4 separate regions of the Homo sapiens genome follow, and regions 2, 3 and 4 are each linked to region 1. A link is a contact called in ENCODE Hi-C or POLR2A ChIA-PET data. All regions are on one chromosome and are shown on one strand. Each heading gives the region's core, a stretch centred on a gene start or an enhancer-like site at or near the end of the contact. The rest is flanking DNA. Distances are from core to core; before and after follow the strand shown. Region 1 holds the start of BTF3L4 (basic transcription factor 3 like 4). Region 2 holds the start of LRP8 (LDL receptor related protein 8). Region 3 holds the start of NDC1 (NDC1 transmembrane nucleoporin). Region 4 holds the start of LRRC42 (leucine rich repeat containing 42).

Region 1 (2,811 bases), core at 36-2,535:
CCCATTATGTCCATCAGAAGAGATGACGAGGAGCAGGAAACTGAAGCCCAGCAAACAGGTGGCCCCGAGACGAGGCCGCGTCTCCATGGCAGTAGGTGCGCGGGGCCACGGGGCTGAGCGGACGCAGGGCCGGAGTCCCAGCAGACGGTCCACACAGTTCGCCGAGCGCCGCTCAGCACAACACCTCTACTTCCCAGATTTTTTTTTTTCAAACTCTGAAGGAAGTGATGTTAGACGGATGTGGGTGGTGCCTCCGGGGTCCGGTTTGGGATGGAGTGAGCTTAAAGGTGCAGATCACGTAGAAGGGTACGAGAGCTGTTCTCGAGCGCGAGTTGCTTTTCGTGGATTCTGGGTGTCCAGGTCCCGGGACGGAGCGGGAAAATGTAGGCCAAGATAGTAGGGGCGGGGGAGAGGTTCGGGAGAACCGTTGCTCCTCGCGTCCGCCACCCAGTCCAGCCCCTCCCCCCAAGAACCGCTGCACTTCCTAGTCAAAAGCAAATTATTGATTCGTGAGGTCAGTCGCTCCCAACAGTGGGCGGATTGCCCACTGGCCTCGGATTCTCCTTACCCCTCCACAAATCAAGACTGGACAACTGGATTTCATTGTTAGGTTCCTGCGAGGGTCTCTGAGGAGACCTGGCAAGCCTGTTCTGCGGTGCGTGGGCTCGTGCCGTGCAGACATGCACTTTCCCGCTGGAGAAGCTCTGTACCTTATTTTTCCTTGCAACCGCAAATCTTCTACTCAGGGATGATGCAACCAACTGATGCAAGCTCCAAGAAAACCAAACTTGGGACCTCTTATTGCAAAACTGACTTAGGTGGACTTAGGACACCAGGATATAAGTCACTGCAGGCTAAAGTGTAAAGCTTCTGGTTATTTTTCTTGTAGCTTGAGGATTTCTTCCCAATTTTTCCCCTTCGCTGTATAACAAACAGGTGAAAATGTCCGGTCTTTTTCTTCCTGGTACTAGTTGAGTCCTAAAGTCCGTACTTAATGCATAGCGAAAAAGCGACCTAACAAAAGTACACACCCAAATAAAAACATACCGACCACCCTTTTATTAGGTTCCCTAAAATTGTAGGCAGGGACACAACAGAACGCTCGGGAGACTGCAAGCCCCAGGATGCCGCGCGGCCACCTGCACCTGCCGCCACTAGCACTAAGAGGGATGCGCAAAGCAGGCGGGGCGTTGGAGTTCAGATGTTCGCTCCCGGGATAGGCTGCCCCGGAGAGGGAGAGGCGGGGTCGGCTGTATCACGTGGATCTGCTCCCGCCGCCGCCGCCGCCGCCGTCGTCTTTCTCTGTCTCGGCTGAGGCAGCCATCTTTCTCTTGCCGCGTGCTGGTGTTGGAGGACCCTCCCTGCTTCAGGTGAGACCCCCGGCGGTCCCGCCACTTCACGGCCATAGGCCGCTGCGCACGGTCTCCCCCCGCCCTCCCCTTCCGACACCCGCCAACCGCTCAGGCTGCCACTTCCGCCGTGGTGCGGCGAGCGGGGGCGGAGGCGGCTGGCTTGGCCTGTCGGTTACCGGCGGCGCAGCTGGGGGTCGGCACCTGTGGGAAGGTCCCCAGCACCACCGCCCCCTGTGGGAGCGAGCGGGCCCGCCCTGTTGCCGCCCAGACCCTGTCCCAGGAGGCAGGTGGACGCCCCTCCTCTGTTCCATTACTCCTTGCTCACAACAGCAGTGTTGTGTGCTTTGAGCTTTATACAGGCTCTCTGTTGTCATCTCATTTGATGCTCCCAGTCTACAGATAGGGAAGCTGAGGTTACCACTTCCCGCCCTTGAGTCCAGGGAACCGAACTCAGTTACAGCACTCTTCACCTTGTAATGGCAGTGTTTGTTTACAAGTCGGCGTCCCTTGCCCATCTTTATAACCCCCCTCCCACTGCCTGCTGACCGACAGGCTCAGTGTTGCACAGCTAGTGAATGGCGGTTTCAACTTCCGTTCCCACATTCTTGCAGTTTACCATAGTTGTCCCCTCGGGAGTGGTAACAATAGTTACCAGTAACTGTGTATCTTCTGTGAACCATTCCCTGTGGTTGATAATGTTTTAACCCTCAAAACAACCCTGTGAAGTACGTGGTGTTATACCTTTCCAAATGCAGGAGGAATACAAGTTCAGAGAAGAAAAATACCTTTCCCAACTGGTAGAACCTTGGTCTTTCTGATTCCAAAGCCTGTGCTTGTCTTAGAGAAACCCTACATAATAAAAAGTCAGGACTCAAGGTTGCAATTATTTTTATCTCTGTGTAAACATGATGTATGTGAAAGTGCCTACCACAATGCTTCTAACTTAGGCACTTAATAAATATAAACCTGTTTACACCCTTTCTTGAGTCCTTGAGAACAGTGCTAAAAGATCCTGGAATCCCCAAGGAAGAACTCATTAATCATGTGGCTTTAGGAAGTTACTTCTCCCTTTTGGGCCTAGGAAGGGACTTCTCCCTTCTGGGCCCTTATTTCCTAATCTATTAAGATGGGAGGGAGGGAACTGTTTCGTTTGTAATTTATACTTTGCTGGTGCTAGCAGATGTTGAGATGACATCACAGATAGGAATGATGGGTGCAATAAAGTAGAGGTTGATTGAGAATAGAGAATTAAACCAGGTGATCTTGGAGGTCTACTCCAGATTCTGAGCTTGACATCGCATAGACTGAGTCCAGTCCTCTTTCCTACTTGAATTCCACACACCACAACTTGCCAAGAAACAAAAGACTACTCTTGTTCCTCCCCTACTGCCTTGAGCTCTCAGTCTCCCTAAAATCATTTTTCTCTGAGATACTCCTTAGGAACAAAATTTCTCAATTC
Region 2 (2,780 bases), core at 1-2,500, 1.3 Mb after region 1:
CCCCACCGTTCCTTTTCTCTCCCCGGGTCTGAGCTCCCTGGCCCGCCACTCACGGCAGTCGTCCTCGTCGCTGTGGTCTAAGCAGTCATCGTCCTCGTCGCATCTCCACACAGAGGGGATGCAGCGCTCGTTCCGGCACTGGAATTGGTCCTTTTCGCAATCCTTGGCCGGCCCTGCGAGGGGGAGGGAGCGTGAGCTGGATCAGCGGACTCGGCCCCACTCCCCACCATGCAGTCCGGGCCACCCGGAAGGACCCGCTGGGGAGGAGGAAAGGGGGCGATTATGGAGACCCCGGGGGCTTCAGGCACACTCCATCCAAAGGGAGGGCACGATGGCAGGGGTTCCGTGGATGTCGGGCCGCTCGGTGGCACGGCGAGACCAGGCACCTACTTAAAGTGTCACACGACCTGGGTATACCCTCCATTCAGACGCACTCACCCGCACACGCGACCCATAGTCAGAGATCTGCTCAGATACAGCCCATAGGGAGTCCCCGCGCCCGCGCGCCAGGCGCAGTGGGAGCCGCAGGCACATCACCCTGGCAGGCAGCCCCCTCTCTCTCCGCCGCGCGCAGGGGTCTGCGGAAACGCATTGTCAAGCGGAGAAGCCGCCCGGCTCTGCTCATTACCGCCGCGGAGCGCGCGTGTCAAATAAACCCCAACGGCGAGAATCACACAGCTCATCCGGAACCATGAATGGCCGCCCCTCCGGCAAAGTTCCCCGCTGGCCAAGCCCCCCTGCACCCCTCCCCCAAGATCCGCTGCCCAGAGGGCAGAGCCCTCAACACCGAGGCCCGCGGGGGCGGGGGGCCGAGGGCAAATTCAGGAATAGCCGCTTCGCGTGGAGCCTGTCCGCCCGGGAGCCCCCGATAGCCCCGGGTTCTGGACCCCTCCCCGCTCCGGCCTCCCGGCCGCGCTTTGTTGGTGGCTAGGGCGGAGCAGAGCCGAGTCAGAGACCGGCTGCACGCACCTTGGCCGCCGAGCAGCGGATCAGCCGCTGCCGCCGCAAGATGCTGGAGCTGCAGCAGCAGCAGCAGCAGCAGCAGCAGCAGCAGCGCCAGAAGCCGGAGAGGGCCCGGCTCGGGGAGGCCCATGGCGGGCCCGGGGCTCCGGCCGCCGCGCCCCGCGCTCCCCGCGCCGCCGCCGCCGCGTCTCAGCCCTCCGAGTCCTTGCCGCGGCGCCGGGGTTGCCGCTGCCCCCGCCGCCGCCGCCGCCGCCGCTGCCGCCCGCCCCGGCTCCTCGGCTGCATTTCAAGCAGGTTCGGTGACGCTCGGCGGCGGGGCGGGCTCAGGCTGGGCGCGCGGCCCCGGCCCTGGGCGGCCGCCGCCAGCGCGCGCGCTCCCTCCCGCTGCCGCCTCCGCCCCACGCTCCCCCTGCCGCCGCCTCCTCGCCCTCCTCCCTCCTGTCTTTCGTCCACTCTTCTCTCAGCGGGCGCTCCACGGCCCTGCTCTGGGCTCGCCTGAGTGCTGGGCTCTGCAGACGCAGGGATGGGCCAGGCGAGCCCCTCACCACGGAGGTAGCAGGTCCAGAGGAAGCAGCAGAGGCTTCCTGGAGGAGGTGACAGGCGGATCAGAGGCTGAGGGATGTCTAGGAGTGAGCCTGGGCGGGAGGGGAAATGATGTTACAGGACGAACAGGCCTGTGCAGTGTGCGCGTGGGGCGGGGGAGGGAGGGATAGGGGTGAGATCCCAAGATGTGGATGAGCAGGGAGAAGCTGGGGGCGCAGGGCTGGACCCCTGCACCTGTCATGGGCTCCGGCTGGGATATTATAAATCCCTGTGGCTGGTTTGGTTTCCGTGCCATGTGCATCTGTGCATGTTGCACGCTCATGTGATCATGGGGACGTGAGGCAGGTGGATTGGGCCTGGTGCACAGACTATTCATCGTCGTTAAGTACGCTCCAGGCCCCTAGTCAGAGGGGCAACCAGGGGGGGCCCGCAGGGAAGACAAGGAATCCTCGCTGTGATGGAGAAAGACGAGGTCTGTGGGGCGGGCCGGGCGGGGGGGAAGGGGAGGGCACGGAAGGGATGCCATCCCTGCCGCTAGGGGCCGCGCACCTAGGCCCGCGCTGTCCGCCCCTGCTGTCTTCTGCAGGAAGGAGAAGGCACCTCTTCCTCTGGAGGGCTGCAGCCCGCCTCACCCACACTGGGGAGAATGGGTGCGGAGAGCGAGCTGGGATTCGATTTCAGCCTCAGACTTGTGAGCCGGGTCCAACCCACACAACCTTCTTTAGAGAATGAGATTCCAGGGCATTGGCCACTCAAAACAACCGGCCTGCAGGTGCCAAGAGCCAGTGTTAGGTCCACCCTCCCTCCCCTCTTGCCCCTTCACCTCCCTCGCGGATGGGCAGGTGCTGTTAGCCCTTGGCCTGGAAACCACCCTGTCTCCTCAGCAGCCTCCTGAGCCGTAGTCCCCCAAAGGGCAGCCCAGCGGCAATATCTGTGGCCACCCCACCAGAAAGGGACTTAGATCCCCAGAGAGCCCGGCACGGTGCTCCTGCCATCATCACCCCTCCTGTCCCTTGTTCATTCAGTCATTCAGCAAGCATTTCAGGCCCTGTTCTGTGCCAACCCTGTGCTGGGCCTGCGGGTACCAAGGTGAATCAGGCATGGTGCCAGCCCCGGAGAGGTCCCTGACCTGTGGGGAGACAGACCATTAGCACACAGACAACGAAATGCAGGCGTCCTTTCACCTATATGTGCCAAACGCCCTTCAAGGCTCAAGGATACAGTGGAAACAGATAAGGTTCCTCCCTGCTCTCCTGCAGTTATGTCTTAGTTGG
Region 3 (3,007 bases), core at 26-2,525, 1.8 Mb after region 1:
GTGCCAAAGGTGGCAACAACCCAAATACCCACATACTGATGAATGGATAAACAAAATATGTGGTATGTCCATACAGTGGATTATTCAGCCACAAAAAGGAATGAAGTACTCATGCATGCTAAACATACACCAGGCACGATGGCATGCACCTGATGTCCCAAATAGTTAGGCGGCTGAGGCAGGAGGACTAGTTGAGCCCAGGAGCTCAAGACCAGGCTGGAGAAGATATCGTATCTCTATTATAAAAATAATTTTTAAAAAAATTTTAGAGGCCAGGCACGGTGGCTCACGCCTGTAATCTCAGCACTTTGGGAGACCGAGGCGGATGACTCACTTGAGGTCAGGAGTTCAAGACCGGCCTGACCAACATGGTGAAACCCCATCTCTACTAAAAATACAAAAATTAGCTGGGCGTAGTGGTGCGTATCTATAATCCCCGCTCCTCGGGAAGCTGAGGCAGAACTCCTTGAACCCTGGAGGCGGGGGTTGCAGTGAGCCGACAACGCGCCATTGCACTGCAGCCTGGGCAACAGGGAGCGAGCCTCCGGCTCAAAAAAAAAAAAAGATAAGACTTACGGACCCAAAAGTTTTTAGTTTGGAATACAGGGGAGATGGCAGTGCACTGGGATAGAAGCACTTTTCCAAAAGGGATCTTTCTCCTCTTTCTCTTTGCACTCCAGAGAAGCGATGTAGTACTGTTAATTCCGTAACTTTAAGGAGGAAGTACTATTCCACTCAGCTCAGTCCCATTCTACCTTACAAAGAACACCTGCCCTGCTTACTGGACCCTAACCCCAGCCTCTACTAATGCCACATTTCTTTCCAATTCCGTGCATTCCTTCCCACTTCTTAACGAAACAAATTAAGTTATTTATTTTGCACCTACTGGATACGGTACCCTTGCGTAAAACTCCGCCTCACTCCCTATTCCAATTTCCATTCAGTCCATCCGTCCCACTCTGACCAGCTTCCTTCCACTCAGGACCCCTCTCCTACCCCGTAACCAACTTCCACTCAGGACTTCCCACAACCCTGCAATCAGTCCCCCAAGTGGTGCCTTCCCCACGCGTTCTCTCCACGCTGCCCCGGGACCGGCCCTCCCCCGCCCAGCGCGCACGCGCGATCAGAGCTTGCCCGCCCGGCCCGACCCTGGCAGTGCGTGCCACAGTGCACGCCGCACTCACGCGCCACAGTATGTCCCGCGACCTGCCGGCGCAGGGCCGGCTCACGGCCGTGGCCATGGAGATGGCGGCCCCTAGTCTAGGGCGTACAGGAGACCGTGCGCCCGCCCGCCACCGCAGTTCAAAGGCAGGAAGGCCCCAGGAGGACCCTGCTGGGTCTGCCTCAAACGCTGCCTGAGCGAAGCCCGGCCCAGGCTCCAACCCATCCCTGCGAGGCTTCGTCTGGACAAGCTCAACAGGCCAGGACTGCCGCGCAGACACGTCCCGCAAACGCGGCTGTAACTCCAGGAACCGCCCTCTGGCGACCAAACGGTCCCTTCGAAGCAGGGTCCAGCGGGGCGCCAGAAGCAGGTGGCGGCGCTGCATGCTGGGAACTGTAGTCTCGACGGCCCCCTGAGAGGAAGTAGGAGGAATGTTGCATTCTGGGACTCGGAGTTCCAAAGTACAGAATGCTGGGAGTCAAGGTCTTCCTGGAGGTGCCTTGAGGCATGCTGGGAATAGTAGTCTTTTATAAAGCCGATAACAGCCACAGTATTGATTGACTGGAATTCTTCAGTTAGAGCTAGCAAAATGATCTGCCCTCATTTCTCCCTATTACTTTATAAGTCACCTAAAAGTGAAACCAAAGGATGTGGTGGTCTTCTCCACAATAGGTACGCAGTAATTTTACTGAAATAAAAAAAAAATTCTCTAGAGATGCCTTTGGTTTCATAAAATCTGGTTTCTACTTCCAGATCTGCCACTTGCTAAATTGAATATTTTTATCTTCTCTGAGCCTCCATTTCTTCAACAGTAAGATAAGGATGAAAATAAAAATATCCTGGTGATGTTGTGAGGATGTAAATAATATGCTATACAAATGTTATCATTAATATACTGCCAGTAAGAAAAAAGGTGTTTCACCAACCCAAGTTTCACCTAATGAAGTCTTCTCAGTGCTTTAGACCTCAGTGAGATCTCTGGATGCATATCGCTAACGCCTTTTTATGCTCAATCACATGCCACAGTCAACATGCAATACTCAAGACAGAAATAGATTCAGTGATTTACTGACTAAGGAAATGCATAGGCTGGTGAGAGGAATTGAGATCACACCTACTGCTCTGCAACGTTTGCTAACAATGGCTTCCTGAATGCTTTAAGATTATATCCTATTCACTTCCAAAATCATGTTACTATCAATCATGTCTAAAGCACTGTAGGACAAACTGGGAATACAACTGATAGATCAAGTCTCTGCCGTGAAGAGATCTATCCGGTGGTGGAGAAAACTTGTAAAGAATTAGTCCAGGCCAGGCACAGTGGCTCACACCTGTAATCCCAGCACTTTGGGAGGCCAAGGCAGGAGGATCACAAGCCAGGAGTTTGAGACCAGCCTGGGCAACATAGTGAGACCTCATCTCCACAAAAACAACAACAACAACAACAACAAACTTTTTTTTAAATTAGCCGGGTGTAGTGGTGCACACCTGTAGTCCAAGCTACTCCATAGACTGAGGCAGGAGAATTGCTTGAACCTGGGAGGTTCAGGCTGAAGTGAGCAGTGATGGCGCCATCACACTCCAGACTGGGCCATAGAGTGAGACCCTGTCCAAAAAAAAAAAAAATCAGTCCAAATGCGTGTTCATAAAGACACCTCAGGTTCTAAGGTTCTTGTGGTAGAGACTACTCGTTGTCTGCCTCAATATCTATTCTCCCCTTCTTTCATAATAATTGAACTCCCAGTTTTTTAACTGGGCATATAGTTATATTTCCCAGCCTCTTTTGCAGCTAGGTATGGCCAGCTGACTGAGTTCAGGCCAATAAAATATAATCAAAGTATTGCA
Region 4 (3,145 bases), core at 9-2,508, 1.9 Mb after region 1:
GCACCACCTTCTCACCTCCATCCCAAACCCTCCTCCTCAGTTCAAGGCCCTAAAGCCTCAGACTTGTGGAGGCCCGCCCCAAATTATGTAAAGAATATATAAATGCCCCCGACCTTAGGTACAATTTATAGCTAGATGTGTTACGTTGCGGCTGACAGCTTACATTACATTTTGGTAGACTAATTAATTTCGATTTACAACTGGTTTTCCCTTTTGGGGGGTCAAGACGCTATTTCTGGCCTCAAAGAGTTTCGTGGGCTGGTAGTGGCGCTTCCAGGGTCTAGAGGAAAAGGCGGGCCCGCGTCAGACCTCCCGCCGCGGCCCTTCCACGCCTCCCGCCGCGCGTCTCTTCACCACCCCTCCACTGTTGCTCCCTTCCCACCAACATCCCCGTCCTTCTGCCTTGCCCGGCCAGGCCCCCATACCCTCTGGTGCCAGCCTGCCTACCCCGCTACCCGCTCACCTGGGACTCCCGTTAGCTCTGGGCGCCGGACCTTCCGGGCTCGAAACCTCCCTTGCGCCCCGCCCCACGCAGAGCGTCCCGACCCGCAGCTCCGCCTGCTCGCCGCGGCCTCCGTGGAGTCCGGGGTCGCGCGCGCTCCAACTCTGAAATCTTCGCGCCACGCCTCCCACAAGCCCCGTCCCACCCTCAGCCCCGCCCCTTCGCCGCGGCCACCGCTGAGTTTCCGGGCGCGCGCTCCTACCCCGAGCTCTTTGCGCCACGACTCCCACAGGCCCCGCCCTGCCCTCAGCCCCGCCCCACCCCGCCACCGCGGCCTCCACCGAGTTCCCGGGCGCGCTCGCTCCACCGAGTTCCCGGGCGCGCTCGCTCCTACCCCGAGCTTTTCGCGCCACGCCTCCCAGAGGCCCCACCCCGCCTCAGCCCCGCCCCCTCGCGGCGGCCTCGGCCCCTCCTACCCCTAGCTCTTAGCGCCACGCCTCCCACAGGCCCCGCCCACAATCGGCCCCGCCCTCTCCGGCTCCCATTACTTCGCGGGCCAAGATGCGAAACCACTCCTGTGCGCCTTTCCCCAGGCCAGTCCCGGGGCGCGCGCTGCCTACCCTCCCCCAGCTCAGCTCTATCCCCGGGGCCCGCAGGACCCAGGGGACCCACCCTCCCGCGAGCACGCACGCGCAGGGCCCACCTCTGCGAGTTCCAAACCCTCGGCCCTCGGGTCGCCTGCCCTGGGCCTGGCCCCGCCTCCAGGTCCGGCCCCGCCTTCGTGCCGGGGCCCGCGCACGCGCGCCTCCCCGGCCCAGCCTTGCTCCCGCCCCCGCCGGTCCCGCGGTCCCACGGCGCCTGGTTGCCCCCAGCCCCCTCCCTCCTCCCACCTTCACTGTGTCCCACCCTTCCTAGCTTTGTGCCCGGGGTGCTGAGCCCTTCCCCGTCAGCCGGGCCGCGGGAGGAGGGAGCCGTCACCGAGGAGCTGCCGCTCGCTGCCCCGGGCAGGGGCACAGGTAGGTGGCGGCCGCGGGCCGGGCCGCTCGCGGGGCCCCGGGTTGCGTGTGGGAGCGGGGGCGGGGTGTTAGGGAGGGGCGGGGTGGGGGAGGGGACGCCCCAGAGGGACGGCGGGGCGCGGGTTGAGGGGAGGATGAGGTATACTGGTGGGGGCGATGGGTTTAAGGGTGGCGTAGGGGTGCGGGGGCAGGCTATGGGGACGTGTGAGAATTGGGGTTCGGGGCCTGGGTGGGACAGGGAGCAGGATTAGCCTGGGTGGACTCGGGGAGAGGCATGCTTGGGGAGAGAGCGGGAAGAAGGAAGGGGGAAGGGAATGGGATTTTAGGGGTTCAAGGAGGAAACGAGATAGGATAGGAATAGAGAGGGTGGGGTCTTGGGGGCAGGGAAGAAAAGTTGGGGGTGTGGAATGCCAAGTTGGGGATAGTGAGGCGTGAAGGAAGAGGGTCTTGAAGATTGAGAACAGAAGGCAAGGAAAGGGATGGAGAGATTGGGGTCCTAGGAGAGGGAAGCCCCTAGAGTGGGAAGAAGGGAAGAATAGATGGTGAAGGAGAGGAGTGGGGGGTGGAGGAGTGTGGGGAAGGAAGGGGAGGCAGGTGAAGGTTGGGAGATCGGAGGTTGGAAGGTTGGGTCTGTGGGACAGCAAGCCACCTTTCACCAGGGGCTCGGAAGGGCTGGAAGGGTCTGAAGGTTGAAAGGGGCAGGAGAGCTGGGGTGGGCGAAGGGAGTGGGGTTAGGATTTTTGGTGTGAGAAGCGCTAGAATTGGTAAGAGTGTCACGTTGTGGGAGAGACTGGCATGTTCTTGGAGGGAAGTAGGGAGCCTGAAAGGGTATGGGTGAGAAGGCAGGTAGGAAAGTGCATATTATAGGAAAAAAGTAGTGAGGAAAGTTGAAAATTGAAGAATGGGGACACACAGAACAATGAAGGTGGATTGTTGGTTATTGGTGGTTTAGAACTACCCATAGTTTAGTTTCTGTTTAGGTTTTTATGTTAGAAATTTTCCCAAGAATACTGCATTTTCAGATAAACCAAAAGTGTCTGCAGCCTTGGGATGAAGGCCATGGGTTGGCAGATGTTCTCCTGGTATATGGATGTAGCTCATTTTGGGCCTGGCTGAGGGAAGAAGGGAGGCCTCGTTGTAAATGTCCTGGCTGTGTTCCCACTAGCTCTTTCCCCAGATGTGCACTGTTTTTTTGTTTGCTTTTGTTTTTTAATCTTATCCCCACCCCCTCCCCCCAGGCTTCATCCAGTGAATACTAGAGGGATCGAACAGGTGGGTGAGATTAATTTTTCACATTTTTTTTATCCTTAAGGTTGATGTCATATTTTTAGTCTTGAGAAACAGCATCATGCCAAGGAAAGAGCTTGAGCTTTGGAGTAATGCGGCCCTGAGATTGAATTCTGGCTCTGCCACTTATTAGCTCTGTTCTAGAGTAAGTTATTTTATTTCCGTGGGTCTCTTTGTCTATTAAAAGGCAATACTGACCTCATAGGATCATTAAAGATTACATGAGATCATTTTATATAGTACCTAACACAGTGCTTGGCAACTGGTAGGTGCTTAATAAATGGTAGCCATCATCCAGTATCATTAAACATCATAGTTACTGCTACAACTTGTTATTCTTAGGGGATTTTTATCTTACTTTATCTACTGAAGTTAGATATTTTCTTCTTCTTCTCTTCAA

What was found. Hi-C counts contacts between places; a loop is a spot of excess contacts on that map. ChIA-PET counts read pairs that join two places held with the same protein, here RNA polymerase II (POLR2A). Pooled maps may share reads with other maps.
Region 2: a map of CD8-positive, alpha-beta T cell shows a loop between it and region 1 (8-fold over the local background). The contact joins the promoter of LRP8 here to the promoter of BTF3L4 in region 1. A Hi-C loop is called at or near these places in 4 of 168 maps with a recorded cell type or tissue (CD8-positive, alpha-beta T cell, OCI-LY7 and naive thymus-derived CD4-positive, alpha-beta T cell), 4 of 37 single-sample maps with no recorded cell type and 12 of 50 pooled maps.
Region 3: a map of OCI-LY7 shows a loop between it and region 1 (7-fold over the local background). The contact joins the promoter of NDC1 here to the promoter of BTF3L4 in region 1. A Hi-C loop is called at or near these places in 4 of 168 maps with a recorded cell type or tissue (CD4-positive, alpha-beta T cell, CD8-positive, alpha-beta T cell, OCI-LY7 and 1 more) and 11 of 50 pooled maps.
Region 4: a loop to region 1 is called in a map of CD8-positive, alpha-beta T cell, with 16 times the contacts of the local background. The contact joins the promoter of LRRC42 here to the promoter of BTF3L4 in region 1. A Hi-C loop is called at or near these places in 5 of 168 maps with a recorded cell type or tissue (CD4-positive, alpha-beta T cell, CD8-positive, alpha-beta T cell, gastrocnemius medialis and 1 more), 1 of 37 single-sample maps with no recorded cell type and 15 of 50 pooled maps. POLR2A ChIA-PET finds 5 or more read pairs at or near these places in 1 of 52 experiments (GM12878).

What each region holds. Positions count from the first base shown.
Region 1 is chr1:52,055,010-52,057,820 of GRCh38, forward strand. It overlaps BTF3L4 (basic transcription factor 3 like 4), which reads left to right and starts at 1,286. Exons shown (of 6, transcript NM_152265.5): 1 at 1,286-1,370. TXNDC12 (thioredoxin domain containing 12) reads right to left here and starts at 182. Exons shown (of 7, transcript NM_015913.4): 1 at 1-182. The coding sequence starts at 87. RefSeq lists silencers at 206-610, 1,471-1,710 and enhancers at 776-1,489, 1,490-2,201.
Region 2 is chr1:53,326,820-53,329,599 of GRCh38, forward strand. LRP8 (LDL receptor related protein 8) reads right to left here and starts at 1,251. Exons shown (of 19, transcript NM_004631.5): 1 at 970-1,251; 2 at 54-173. The coding sequence starts at 1,093. It overlaps LRP8-DT (LRP8 divergent transcript), which reads left to right and starts at 1,414. Exons shown (of 3, transcript NR_131923.1): 1 at 1,414-1,556. RefSeq lists silencers at 1-232, 748-917, 968-1,117, 1,188-1,387 and enhancers at 298-407, 1,458-1,687.
Region 3 is chr1:53,837,021-53,840,027 of GRCh38, forward strand. NDC1 (NDC1 transmembrane nucleoporin) reads right to left here and starts at 1,276. Exons shown (of 18, transcript NM_018087.5): 1 at 1,185-1,276. The coding sequence starts at 1,241. RefSeq lists a silencer at 1,030-1,159 and an enhancer at 1,270-1,749.
Region 4 is chr1:53,945,092-53,948,236 of GRCh38, forward strand. LRRC42 (leucine rich repeat containing 42) reads left to right here and starts at 1,259. Exons shown (of 9, transcript NM_001256409.2): 1 at 1,259-1,458; 2 at 2,697-2,730. It overlaps IFT25 (intraflagellar transport 25), which reads right to left and starts at 608. Exons shown (of 6, transcript NM_016126.4): 1 at 464-608. RefSeq lists a silencer at 505-1,574.